3 separate regions of the Mus musculus genome follow, and regions 2 and 3 are each linked to region 1. A link is a loop called in an ENCODE intact Hi-C map of the cell type or tissue named here. Cell type or tissue: heart. All regions are shown on one strand. Each heading gives the region's core, and the rest is flanking DNA. Links, peaks and the distances in the headings are about the cores only.

What was found. A loop is a pair of places that touch in the nucleus more often than their neighbours do. Peaks named below come from ENCODE experiments on the same cell type or tissue, not always from the same donor. Only the 100,000 strongest peaks of a DNase experiment are listed, where the experiment ranks them.
Region 2: it touches region 1 in a loop (10-fold over the local background); 11 of 42 quality-filtered maps call a loop at or near these places.
Region 3: a loop joins it to region 1, with 6 times the contacts of the local background. A loop is called at or near these places in 37 of 42 quality-filtered maps.

What each region holds. Positions count from the first base shown.
Region 1 is chr15:72,547,194-72,551,630 of GRCm38, reverse strand. Kcnk9 (potassium channel, subfamily K, member 9) reads left to right here and starts at 3,932. Exons shown (of 2, transcript NM_001033876.2): 1 at 3,932-4,437. In heart, for the core only: a CTCF peak has its summit at 2,057 (motif pointing left); a DNase peak (open chromatin) is centred at 2,050; H3K27me3 peaks cover 2,421 bases.
Region 2 is chr15:73,042,476-73,046,912 of GRCm38, reverse strand. All of the region lies in intron 4 of Trappc9 (trafficking protein particle complex 9), which reads left to right. Among named protein-coding and RNA genes, the nearest start is that of Trappc9, 17 kb to the left of the region's middle. In heart, for the core only: a CTCF peak has its summit at 2,206; a DNase peak (open chromatin) is centred at 2,202.
Region 3 is chr15:73,020,818-73,025,254 of GRCm38, reverse strand. The region is part of intron 6 of Trappc9 (trafficking protein particle complex 9); the gene reads left to right. Among named protein-coding and RNA genes, the nearest start is that of Trappc9, 38 kb to the left of the region's middle. RefSeq lists an enhancer at 1,936-4,437. In heart, for the core only: a CTCF peak has its summit at 2,163 (motif pointing right); a DNase peak (open chromatin) is centred at 2,164; H3K27ac peaks cover 269 bases; H3K27me3 peaks cover 782 bases.

The DNA of each region.
Region 1 (4,437 bases), core at 907-3,406:
GAAACGCTGGGTAAGCTTTCTGCCCCACATTGGGGTGCTTTTCTTGGAATCTGACAGGGCTGGAAGGTTGAAATGAAGGCAGACTACCCACTGCGCCGATTGCATGGCTTTGGAGCATGTCTAAGGCTGGAGGGAGCTCCTGTTTAGGGGGCTTCTATTGGCCACTTTTCCTGTTGTCATTCTAAAATACTCGGAGACAAAGCAACTTGAGAAAGGAAAGGCTTCTTTTGACCCCCCCTTTCAGGGTAGATAGCTCATCATTACAAGGACAGCATAATGGCAGGAGCTAGAGGTAGCTGGTCATATTACATCCACAGGCAGGAAGCAGAGAGTAAGCACTAGTGCCCAGCTCATTTTCTCCCTTTTAGTCAGTCCAGGACTCCAGCCCAAAGAAAGCTGCTGTTCACAGTTAAGGTGGGTCTTCCTACATCAATCAACCTACTGTAGCTGATCCCTCCGAGCTGTGCCCAAAGGCTAGCCCATTCTAGATTCTATCAAGTTGACAATCAGTATTAACCATCCAGGGCTCCCTGGTAGGAAGCTTCCACTTCCAGCTGGGGCTATGAGAGAACTCAGCTTCACCTGCAGAACGTGGGGATAGTTCTGTGCCCTCTGCCTGCATTCAGAGAGGGAGATATGAATGCGACAATGCATTTGGCACTCCCAACGATTCATGATGTCCAGGGAGCCTCTGACAGTGCTGGCTTCTTCTCAGCCAAAAGAAATTGCCCTGGGCTAGCAGTGGCACCAGCCTGGGATAATTGGCACAGAGTGCTGTACTTCCCTCTCTTGGTTCCCTCCCTCCCTCCCTCCCTCCCTCCCTCCCTCCCTCCCTCCTTCCTCCCTTCCTCTCTCTCTCTCCCTTCCTCCTTCAGTCCCTTCAGCAGCAACCCCTGTGGTTAGACACACAGTGGGGTGTGTGTGTATGAAGAAGTACTGGCTTGGGAGTTCTGTCCTCATGCATTGTGGGGCTAGGATATGCCCTCTCTGGTGAAAGGGCTGGAGGAAGGGTTGCAGACATGTGTGTACAGAACAGAACAAACAAGTAGGCGGCAGAGTTATAAAACCAGGATGTGTTTTATTAGCTAATAAGATGCATCTGCTTTTATTAAAGAGAGAGCCAAAGTGGAAGGGAGGTCTAGGGACTGACTCCCAAAGGGGCACAGAGAGGCTGTGAGCCCACTCACTGGCCACAGCTGTGCCCTGTATTGATGCCCTCAAAGCCTTTCTCTTCTTGTCTCTGCTCCTCCTTAAACCTCTTACTCATGCCCAAGTCTAGTCAAGATGCCCCAGGGTTACACCTACGAACCTGCAGCACTACGGGGGGGGGGGGGGAGAGCTGTCATTGACTCAAAGGTGGACAGGGGAGCCCATGCCAGACAAAAGACAAAGACAGGAAGAATTTCTGAGCTTAATTGGCAATTATCCAACAGACAAAAACACTGTACTGTTTTTTGGGGTTTTTTTTGAGCATTAAAAAAAAATCCGTGGGTTCAGCACGTAACCCTCGGAGGTGAAACTCCCAGAACTACCCCTGGTGTGTGTGTGTGTGTGTGTGTGTGTGTGTGTGTGTGTGTGTGTTTGTTGCCACCATCCTAGCAAGCACTCACTGAGCATCATCCTGGAGTGGGAACTGAGCATCTTTCCCAAGAGAATGGGGACTAGGGATGCAGGCCGAATAGTCAGGACCCAGGCTCCTCTCCAAGGAGTCAAAAGACATTCAAAAACTGGGTTGTGCGATGTGGACAAGAAACTGGAATCCTGGAGGAAACTCTGGAAAGAAGCCCGGGGACAATGGGTTCTAGATGGGAGTAATTCTGTGGTCTTGGACAGGAGGCCTTTCCTTCACCTATAAAACAAACTGAAGTGCCTTTCCGTCTTTCCAAAACGCTGTGTGGAACTGGAGCTTCTCTGAGCAAAGCCTGGACTCCAGTCATCAGAGCTCAGCCCATCCCCCACAGCTCCTGCACTTGTCTTTGGGGACAGCTTGGACCTCGCTGCAGTCTGGTTGGCTCAAACGTGGGCAGATCTGTGGGTCGGAGTCTAGCGCCCCCTGGTGGCGCCGAGACGCACAAGCCCTATCGGACCTCTTGCTGGCCCGACGGTCAGGCCATGACTCAGGGTGCCACCGCTGCCAGAGCAGCGGGAGGCCTGACTGGGGTTCCGTCGTAGGCTGAGCCACGACTCAATTAATTACCAGCTGCTGGGAATCTTTGTTGCTCGCTTGTGGTGACTCACTCCGCAGCCAGGCTCCCTTGCAAAGCACGGGGGCCTTGGCTTCCAAAATGAATTTTGGGGAGCGCACCTGATCAGGTGGAGCTCCCCATCCGGGTACCAGGAAGACCACACGGAGACTTGACTGTTCAGGAATAGCTCACAGCGCCCGATGCCCCTGCCCTGTGGTGCACTCATGATCCTTTAAATTTTACCTGGGAGCATACATGAAGCCCCTAGTCCATCGGGCTATGCGTCTGGGTAGACAGAGGCTGGGGCATGGTCTAGGAAGCTGAAGAACACAGGGTTTCTAAGTCTCCGAACTCTTTCAACAGCTGGGGACGATTCACAGGCTGCTCCTATCTCCATGGACAGCTTCTAGCTCCCGCCTTTTAGCTGTTGCTTGGTGGTCACCAGATCTCTTCATCAGCGTCCATGGCTAGGGACAGAGAAGATAGCCTGGTCGAGGAAACCAAAGCCCGGGGTCTCAAAAGCGTGATTCTGTCTGTCCCAGTCCGCAGCAGCACTGCTCTAGGGGAGCTTTGTGAGCAAGAAAACCTCTGGGCAACCTAAAGAGGATGGGTGGGTGGGGAACCCAGAAGACCTAAACAGGAATCCTGGCTTCTTCCTTAAACTCAAAGGCTAGTAGCTCCCTGGCCAGATCCTCCTGTTCTATTTCCAAGCCTTAACCTGGAGGGTGCCTCGCCGGGGGAGCGCGCGCGGGGGGGGGGGAAGTTCCTGCACTCTGCTCCTCAGCAGAGGAATCAAGAAATGAACAGTGAAGAAGCGCGCGCACTGGGGGAAGTGGGGATGGGGGGTGGGGGCGGGGAGGCTACTGCTGGAGAGGGGAAATGAGAATTCCTGTCCATCCTTTCTTGAGGTGTAACTCTTAAAAGTGGTGGTCTGCGAGATCTCTAGGGAAAAGTAGCGGGGAAGGGGGGTAGCAGGTGCAAGACCACCCGGGACACAGCCACTATCCGAACTAAGGTGGCTGTCAAAACCCCAACAATCTAGAAGGCAGTATCCAGTAGGGCGCTGCTGAGCCAGGTGGCTGCTGCAGCTGGACGTGTGTGTGTGTGTGTGTGTGTGTGTGTGTGTGTGTGTGTTACAAGGGGGAGCGTGTGGCCACTGCTGTTGCACTCTCCAGGGCTCATAGCCCCTTCCTTTTCTATTTCCAACTCTCCCGGTTTTTGTTGTTGTTGTTGTTTTCCCCCATAAAAGGTTAATCTGTCTCCACTGGTCAAATTCGTTTTTCATCCCCAGCTGCAGGGCCCTCAAACTCTCTCTTCACTTTGCCAAGGTTGGGTGCGCTCTTAGGGGAGCAGTACTTTTTCAGAAGGAAGCCACTTCATCCCCATCTCAAACCCTCTAGCAGCTGGCCTCCCATCCCCGAACCCTAGCAGCACCTAGTTCAACCCCTTTCCTTTTCTCTCTCTCTGGCCATCACTCCTGGGCTCCTTCATGTGCACCCTGCGCAGTACCAGGTCTGCTGCAGGAGCTGCCACTGCCGCCTCACCAGCTGGCTGGGGACCAGGCGGGAGGTGGCGCGACCCAGAGGCTGCAGGAGGGAGGGAGGGAGGGAGAAAAGAGAGGAGGGAGGGAAGCCGGTCCTCGGAGTAGCCTGCCCCCCTCCCTCCCGCCGGAGCGGGGCCGTCAAACGCAAACACGCGCGCACGCACACCCGCGAATACATACACTCGGGCTCCCTCCGGCGCGCACGCACAGCGCCTCAGGCAGACCAGAGCGGCGGCTGCCTCTCTGGACTCCTGGACGCCAGAGTCTTAGGATCCTCGGGCAGCTGATGCGCCTTTGCCTGTCCCCATCCCTACCCTTCAGTTCCTCCAGGGCTGCGGGACCCCTCCCGCCGCCGCCGCCACCTCGCCCGCCACCCGGCGAGGAGCTGGCTGGCCGGCCGCTGCCGCGCAGTTCCCTCTTCGTCCCCGAGGTAGCTCCGTCGCGGCTCCTGTCTTGGGCTTCGTCGTGTTCCTGAGCTTCAGAGGCTGAGCAGAACAAACTTCGCAGATCGGCTGTCGCGCGGCGGGCACCCCGCGTGCCCCGCGCGCCCAGGTGGGCACGGGGCTTTCGGATCTTGGGGCATCGGGTTTCCTCGCCCGTTGCCCCTGCTAGATAGACTTTATCCCTGCTTGCAGGGATTCTAGAGACTCCTTCACTTAGCAAACTTTCTATTTCCCCCAACCCAAAGGGGGTGAAGAAAGCTAGAGG
Region 2 (4,437 bases), core at 1,079-3,578, 500 kb before region 1:
GGGCATTTCTTTCCCTTTTAAAAAAATTTAAGGGCTGGTGAGATGGCTCAGTGGGTAAGAGCACCCAATAGCTCTTCCGAAGGTCTGGAGTTCAAATCCCAGCAACCACATGGTGGCTCACAACCATCCATAATGAAATCTGACTCCCTCTTCTGGAGTGTCTGAAGACAGCGACAGTGTACTTACATATAATAAATAAATAAAAATAAAATCTTAAGAAAAAAAATTTTTAAAGATTAAAAAATTTTTGTAGTTTTTTTTTTTCCCCTTCATTCTTTCTTTTAGTCTTTCAATCCTAGCTTCATGCTGCTCACAAGTTGGGGCACTGATCTTTATTCTGAAGATTTGGATGTGGACCTGTAGGTCTATAACTAAAGGACAAAATATAGTTTCTTTAAAAAATTAGGGCTGGAAAGCCAGATATGATGCTGGGCTCCCATACTCAGAGCGAGGCTTAGGAATGGAAGGCCAGGCTTAGCTACATAGTATATTTGAGGCTAGCCTGGACTACATGAGATCCTGTCTTGAAAAAACAAAACAAAACAAAACAAAACAACCAAGATGGAGAAGGTAGCCCACTTGTAGAGTTCCTGCCTAGCACCGTGGGAGGACCTGGGTCCCTTATATAGGACCCCCACCCCAAAATGTATAGAATATTCTATAGTCAACTGGAAGAAAGTGCTTACCATTGACTTGTAAAGGTTTCTTAGTAGTGGTGGCCTCTACTTTTTCTTCTCTCTGAACTTGGTAATATTACTTACCATTAAATTGATCAAAACAGGCCTGAGGTGTGGCTTGCTGGTAGAACACCTGGTTCTCATCTCTGTCACTGGCATTCGATGGTGGGGACTGACATGACGCATGGTCCAGAGCCAGGCTGTGGTGGTGCACGCCTGCAATCCCAGCACTTGGGAGGCAGAGGCAGGTGGGTCTCTGAATTTGAGGCCAGCCTGGTCTACAGAGGGAGTTCCAGGTCAGCCAGAGATAAACTGAGAAACCTTGTCTGGAAAAAGAGAAAAAGGAAAAGGAAAGAGGGGCTGGTAAGATGGCTCAGCAGTTAAGAGCACTGACTGCTCTTCCAAAGGTCCCTAGTTCAAATCCCAGCAACCACATGGTGGCTCACAACCATTCATAACGAGATCTGACACCCTCTTCTGGTGTGTCTGAAGACAACTACAGTGTACTTACATATAATAAATAAATAAACCTTAAAAAAAAAAGGAAAGAAAAAGGAAAGAAAAGAAAAAGTCCAAATATCTACCAGCGCTCCTCAGCCTCAGGCAGGGCTTTACAACTCCCCAGTGGGAACATTTGAGGGTTGGAGCGAGTACTCTTTTTTTTTTTTTTTAAAGGGACAGAGACTTGTCACCCAGCGATTGAATCCCTGCTGAGTTAAGGTGGCAACTGAGTTGGCCTCTTACAGAGCCCCTGCCTGTCACCGTGAACTCTTTTTTCAGCGGCCTGAGTTTAAGGAGTGTCTGGGAAAACAGGACAGACTGAAGTCATGGTTATTTTACAGATCTGTTTGTTTATGTGACAGGGTGCTACTGTGTAGTCCTGGCTGACCTGGAGCTTGAGATAGAGACTAGGCTGGCCTTGAATTTTTAACAATCCCATCTTCCTGCCTTTGTCTCTAAGTGCTGGGTTTATGTATGGGTGTGTACCACCGTGCCCGGCTATTTTTTTAAAAAAAAAAGGTTTATTTATTTATGTCGTGAACCTCCGTGTGGCTACTGGGAATTGAGTTCAGGACCTCTGGAAGAACAGCCAGTGTTCCTAATTGCTGAACCATCTCTTTAGCCCCTAAATTTTTATTTGTGAGTATGTATGTATCCACTCACATGTTTGAGGGTATCTTTGGAGGTTAGAAGAGAGCATTAGGGTAGTTGTAAGGCGGTGGAATTAAACTCTAATCCTCTGTGAGAGCAGTAACCACTTTTAACCGCTCAGCCATCTTTCCTGCCCCCTCAGTTGCCTTTAGGGAAAAATACAGAGACTGGGAGAAAGTTTGGCAGCTGACTGTAAGAAGAACCAGTTCTGAGACCCCTTCCTGTTCGTAGATTGTCCTCCGGGAGCCTGTCTCTTTGGTTGACATCCGGGTGTCAGACTTTAGCTGTTGAACAGTGCCATCTTTCTATGAAGCTGCCCAGTGCCTGTGCTAGCTGAACTTTGCCTGTGGTCTGCAGATTCTGGATCCTTGCAGGACGTTCCATAGGTGGCGCTGTTGCACTTACTTATTATTTTTAAAGCTTTTTTTTTTTTTTTTTTTTTTTTTCCGGCTTCTACAAGAGGACCCAAAACCAGGCTCCTTGAATACGATTTCTTCATTTGATCCCCAGTACATACCCGGAAAAAGCCTTCTGGATATATGTGTTTTTCTCTGGTCAGCTCAGAGCGAGGGTTGCAGATTTGCTATCAGAGCAGCAGTGAAACTGGACTTTCTCTTGAGTATTAGGTAATGGTTAGCCATGATGTCACAGCTCTGCAGCGCCTTGCAGATGAGAAGAAGGCTGCCTGCCAGGTCTTAAATCTCCACTCCTGTGCTTATTAGCAAGCACCATCTAGGGTCTGGAGGAGATCCTGGCTTCCGGATCAGCTGAGGTGGTTGCGTGAAGGTGTGAAGATTCATCTATATGCATTTGGTGTGTTACTGACCTTTACGTGATACTGTGTGTTTCAAGTCAGCTCTGGCCACCCATCCTCAATAAGGCAGTCGAACCAAATTAAAGGTGGGAAGCAGGAAAAAGAAGATTTATTCCACGTGACCACATTGGGAAGAGGGATGAGAGTCTTGTTGTGTAGCCCAGGCTGGCCTCGAACTTGGTCCTGTCTTCTCTTCCACCCCTATTACTGAGATTGCAGGCATGCACCTCACGCTGGGTGTTGGATCCATCATTCTATGTTTGATTTCTAAGGAGTCAGAATAGGGAGAAATAGCTTTGTGAAGAAAGATCCACTTAAGAAGTAAGAGAAGGGGCTGGAAAAATGGCTCAGTGGTTAAGAGCACTGACTGCTCTTCCAGAGGTTCTGAGTTCAATTCCCAGCAACCACATGGTGGCTCACGACCATCTGTAATGGGATCTGATACCCTCTTCTGGTGTATCTGAAGACAGCTATAGTATACTCATATACATAAATAAGTATTTAAAAATGTTTAAAAAAAAAGAAGTAAGAGATGAGTGAGGCCTGGTGTGCAGATTTGTAATCTTGGGGTTTATAATCTTAGTTATGGAGGAGGCTAAGGTAGGAGGCTGGCAAGTTCAAACTTCAAGGGCTGCCTGGTAACTGAGCAAGACAAAACTTGGTCTTAAAAATAAAATTAAAGGATGGAGACCTTCACTTGCTCTCTCAGGTCCGTCTTACTTTCTTCTGGGTGTCTTTTTTTTTTTCTTTTTTCTTTTTGGTTTTTAGACAGGGTTTCTCCGTGCAGTCCTGGCTGTCCTGGAACTCACTCTGTAGACCAGGCTGGTCTTGAACTCAGAAATCCACCTGCTTCTGCCTCCCAAGTGCTGGGATTACAGGAGTGCGCCACCACTGCCTGGCACTTTCTGGGTGTCTTTTTCTTTACCCTTGTACTTAAAATGTCTTCTAGCTTGATATGATGGCGTATGCTTTTAATCCCAGCACCTGAAAGGCAGCAGTAGGGGGATTTCTGTGACCTCTGATCTCTCTTTCTGTGTGTGTGTGTGTGTGTGTGTGTGTGTGTGTGTGTGTGTATGTATGTATGTGTGTATACTGTGTGCATGCAAGTGCTCTCAGAGGCCAGAAGATCCCCTAGAGCTGGAGTTACAGGCAGGTGTAAGCTGCATAGAGTGGGTGCCAGGACCTGAATCTTGGTCTTCTGCAAGAGCAATACTCCTAACTGCTGAGCCGTTTTTCTAGCTTCCACTGTCCACTTTGAGACAGGGTCACGGCTTATCCATTTTGGTCTCAAACTTACTATGTAGCCAAGGATGTCCTTGATCTCCTGATCGTCTCTTCTGAGTGCTGGAATTTCTGACATACGTCACCATGCCCAGTTTATGTAGTGCTAGGAATTGACCCCAGGGCCTTATGCATACTAGGGAAATACTCTACCAACTGTGCTACAGCTTCAGTATAAACCACCTCTAAACATCACTTCCTTAGCTTTGATAAGTGCCCTGTAATTCATAAGTCAGTCTCTCTCTCTGTGTCTCTTTCTGCCTCTGTCTCTCTCTCTCTCACACACACATACACAGAGAGAGAGAGAGACAGACAGACAGACAGACAGACACACAGAGAGAGACAAAGGCATACACAGAGAGAGACAGAGAAAGAAAGAGACAGAGAGATCTGGGAGTATTAATGTATTACTATATTTCCTTCTGAAACCTTTGATACCTCAGTCAGAGCACTCACATATTCTCTTGTTATTGGTTTATTGGTGAAACGAGGGTTTCTGAAACTTGTTGATGG
Region 3 (4,437 bases), core at 1,079-3,578, 470 kb before region 1:
CAGCAAGCAGCAGCTGGCCCGTGGACACCCTGTTAAAGCAGACATGGAGAGAAGCGACCACTCTGCCATCACTGGGTGGCAGCTTCATAGGGAAGGCAGGTGTTGATTGGTGTATGAGTGACACACATCACAGAAGCCATGATGGCAGCAGAGGGAGCAGCCACTAGGATGGGGAGGGGGAGGGTGCCAGAGAGGGCTGTCTCAGCAGAAAGGTACAAATGCTGGAGTCTGCTTGAAGAGCAGAATAAGGCAAGACCTGGGTAGAGGAGGGTGCGGTGCAGGTGGACTGGCTTGCCGGCCGACCTCTAGGAAAGCATGAGGTATCTTGAGTCTGAACTGTTTGGGGAAAGCAGATAGGCTGAAACAGAAAGACTGGTATCTGAGGAGAATGAGGCAGAGTAATTGCAGACAGCCACTAAACCTCAGTCAGCTGGGCTCTGAGAGGCAAAAGGCGGACAACAAACGTCCTGTGGGCGGGTGAGACCTCTGTTGGGCTGGATAAGGGTGAGATGCAGTAGCGGGTAGGCCGCCATGTGGGGAGGGTAGAGGGCAGCAGGGACTTGAGATAATCCCACCAGAACACGCAGGAAGCGTGCTCATAGCCAGACACCCATCCCCACCTCCAATAGTTGCCATGCTCACCTTAGAGGTTTTTTTTTTTTTGGAGGACGATAACTTAATAGTTAACCAGAGGCTGGCATGATGGCTCTGGCTATGAGCACATATTGCCTGCTCTTGCCGAGGACCAGAGTTCCACCCCCAGCACCCATCAGACGGCTTACAAGTGCCTGGAGCTCGAGCTCCTTGACCTCTCTGAGTCTTGCTTGCTGTAGAGCCCCGTGCTGCCCTCAGGCTGGTCTGTGGGCCTGGCTCCCCAAGTCAGTCACCAGAGTGAGGCTGCCTCAGAGTACCTGAACTGTCAGTCGTCAGCTCAACCACAGAGGAAGAGACAAACACAGAATTACGCCCCTAAAGAAAGACTCCACCAGTATTGCTGGCCATTTCATGTGGGGAAGTGCACCTATGCCTTCAAAGTGGGGGAGCACTGGGAGCCAGCTGCACCCTGTGTCCTGAGGGGAGGCCCCCAAGTTCTGCTCTCTGTTGGTTTCCAGGAGAGGCAAAAACCGGGTCCTTTGATATGGAAACTTCAGTTACCTGGGAAATGGCACAAGAGGAGATAGATGTCTGTCTCTAGTCATGCTGAAGTTAACTGTTTGACTTGGTTCTATCCAGGGTTCAACAATGGGCCAAGCCGTGTGTGTGTGTGTGTGTGTGTGTGTGTGTGTCTTGGATAGTCTGTTCTCTCCTCCCCGTTATGGGTCCCAAGAATTGAGCTTAGTTAGGCTAGTGACAAGCACCTTTAGCTGTTGAGCCATCTCGCCTGCCCTGAAGCTGTGTTTTTTAGGGATGCTAAGGCTATAGTCCTTGTAGAGGACTGGAGGGAGGGATGCCCCATGCCAGGCATACACAAACTTAGTGAAATGTGCACTGACTGAGACCCTGGGCATCGAAGGGCTTGCTTCACAGGGCAAGGACCCATGATGAGGGAAAAAGACCACCTGAGTGTCTGAGGTGGGCTGCTAGGGCCTCACTGGCCTGGAGCATGGAGAGACAGCAGGGGTCATGCTGGTGTAGGTTTGCCAAAGGTCAGTGAGGGCAATACACAGGGCAAGGGTACTTCAAGGGCAAGAGGGTGGCACCTTAATTGTAATCCATGCTTCTGAGTGAAGAGTGCTAGGCCTCTCAGGTAGACTGGAAAGGTCCAGGGAAGCCTTGAATTATTTGTAGCTGGGAGGCTGGATTTAGGTTAGATGGTCCTGTGTCCTTCCACAGCTCTGCAGTGGGCTACTGCTGTTATCAGGCCCAGGCGGTTCAGGAGACAGCTTTGAACACAGAAGAGGCTCCAAGCAGACCGGAAAGGTCTGGGGAGTGGAGTCTGTTGGGCTTAGCTGGTGCTAGAGTAGTGGGTGGCTGCCAGGCTTCCCAGCCCTGCTCCTCTTCTACAGACCTGTGGGCCCTCACTCTCTGCAGTTACTGAAGTCCGCTTTGCAGATTAAAGGGAGGAGATCTGGACTTACTGCAACCTGCTATCTATTCACAGTGGGGCCCTGTAGTTTGGATCAGCTCTGCTATCATCTTGCTCGGCGTCAGGCAAACACTAGAGGGCAGCAATGCTCTGTGGCAATTGTGGCCCTGCCTGCGGCACAGGGCGGTTACCAGCCTTTGAATTCTGCCGGAGGAGGAAGGCACTTTGCGGTCCTTGTCTCATCCTGATGTTTGTCTGCTAGTTGACAAGGCAGCAAAATAATGAGTTCTGGTGGGATTTTATAATCACAGTAAAGAGAAGGGCCTGGAGTTTTTCTGAAATAGAACAAGCTTTTGGTTCTTAATCAAGTGTGATCCATTGTGGAGCTGATGGTAACGAAGGACTTCGGCGGCAAATGGCGGACATTTGGGAAGGAATGGAGATGTGACTAGTGCAAGTTCCATCTGTCTTTCAGAATCCCTGCATGAGCTGGTGGTGCCACACACTTTGAATCCCAGCACTCAGGAGGCAGAGGCAGGCAGATTTCTTGAGTTTCAGGCCAGCCTGGTCTACAAAGGGAGTCCAGGACAGTCAGGGATATTACACAGAGAAACTCTGTCTCAAAAATCCAAAACCTCAGAACTGGAGGATAAAACTGTCTTTATCGGTGCTCTGCAAAATAGATGCAGAGTCCCTCTTCCCTGTGCAGGCACAGGGTGACCTGCGTGTGTTGGCTGGTTTAGGCGAGTGATTTCTGGTAATTATCTGGCACTCCCAAATGGCAACAAATAGCTGGCTGTGTACAGATCTGTGCAATGGTCATGAGGGTTTCACAGGCAAATGACAAGGTTCATATGAGAACAGAGGGGCTGGGACTTGAGTCATCATTTTCCCCTGTTTGTGAATAGAGGAGCCATGCAGCACCCTCTCAGCTTGTCTTCTGTGGAGAGCAAGCAGCCACCTCTCTCCTTTACTTAGTGCCGCTGCACACCGTCTGGGAACAGCAGGGTGGCAAGGAGGCTGCAAACCTCACTGGCATCCATTCACAGACTTCTTGAAGTAGGAATCTGTTCCTTGAGATTCTGTGGTCTAAATGTAGCCACCCCTATCTGCAGAGGGAGGTTAGGAAAAGGAACAATGATTCAGGCACCAAAGAAGATGGTGGCTTAGAGGTGAGGGGTCCCTGGGACACGTGTTCATGCACCCTTTGTGTTCCTTCCCTTCCCTTCCCTTGCCTCTGGGATGGGCAGGAGTGACTCTAGGCAAAGTGTTTCTGTCTGCCTGCCTGCTAGCCTGCTCCTGAAGTCCAGTGAGCTGCAGACAGTCATGGTCCACACTGGCCGGCGCTGAGGAGGGGAAACCGGCTGATAAACAAAAGACATGGAGGCAAACAATTCCCAAGTGAGTCAGATCTACAGAAACAAAGACCACGCTCCCATTGGATACCTTCTGCGGAGGAGCAGCTCGGGAGGCCTTCATCCCAGGAGCATAAGCACTGTTGCAATGTAGAGCAAGGTGCAACAAAGAAAGATGCACAGGCTGCGATGACTGTCTCCCCTGTAGCTGGCTGGTGGGGCTTGTGGCGGCTCCATCTGGTGCTGAGCAGACCCTGAGAAAGGTCTCGTCAGTTCCTTTCCTCACCACTTGCAGCCAGTTTTAAAGACAGGGAAACTGAGGGGTGAGACCCAGCTCAGCTCACAAAGTCTCCCATTGTTCTTTCAGTCCCCCTCGCTCCCTCGCTTGTGTGATTCCAAAAGCCCAACCCGGTGGCAGCTCCCCTCCCCCACCCTAGGCTGCCTGAGGGACTGAATACATTTTTGTTTTCAACAGAAAATGGCAGGTGACCTTACGAGAAAGTGCTACTGAGGAAGTGTCTGGAAAACTAGACCAGCTTCTGAGGGTCGCAGCGTGGCCCCGTCCTCCGCCTCCTCACATCTCTAAGTTCCAGAACAATTGGTGCCCTTTAAAACATTCTCCTTTATGAGACTTTAGAGGGGACTTTCAACCTCTTTGTCTTTGGTTAATTTTCTTTGCAAAGCCATTCAGATTTTATGCAGGCTACTCTGTTCAGATGCAAGAACAGCCTCCTCCTCCTCGGATTTCTTTTTTGATGGGTTTCCTTAATGAAGCTGTTGCTAAGGAAACCCTGCAAGAGCCTGGTAGGCACCAGAGTGACTGCATCCCTAGTGCTCCTGTCAGGTTGAGCTCAGAGTCAGAAGGGTGGGAGAGTGGGGAAGGGTGTCATCTGGGGAAGGGGCTGAGGTAATGCTGTGACAGGTCAAAGCTGGCCAACTGGCCAATGGCTTCCAGGGCCAGTCAGTCCGTGGGGGAACTGTGGGGGAACCGTGGGGGGATCCACAGCTCTTACAAGGAAACCATTGAATGGGGGGGGGTGGAGAAGGAAGGTCACC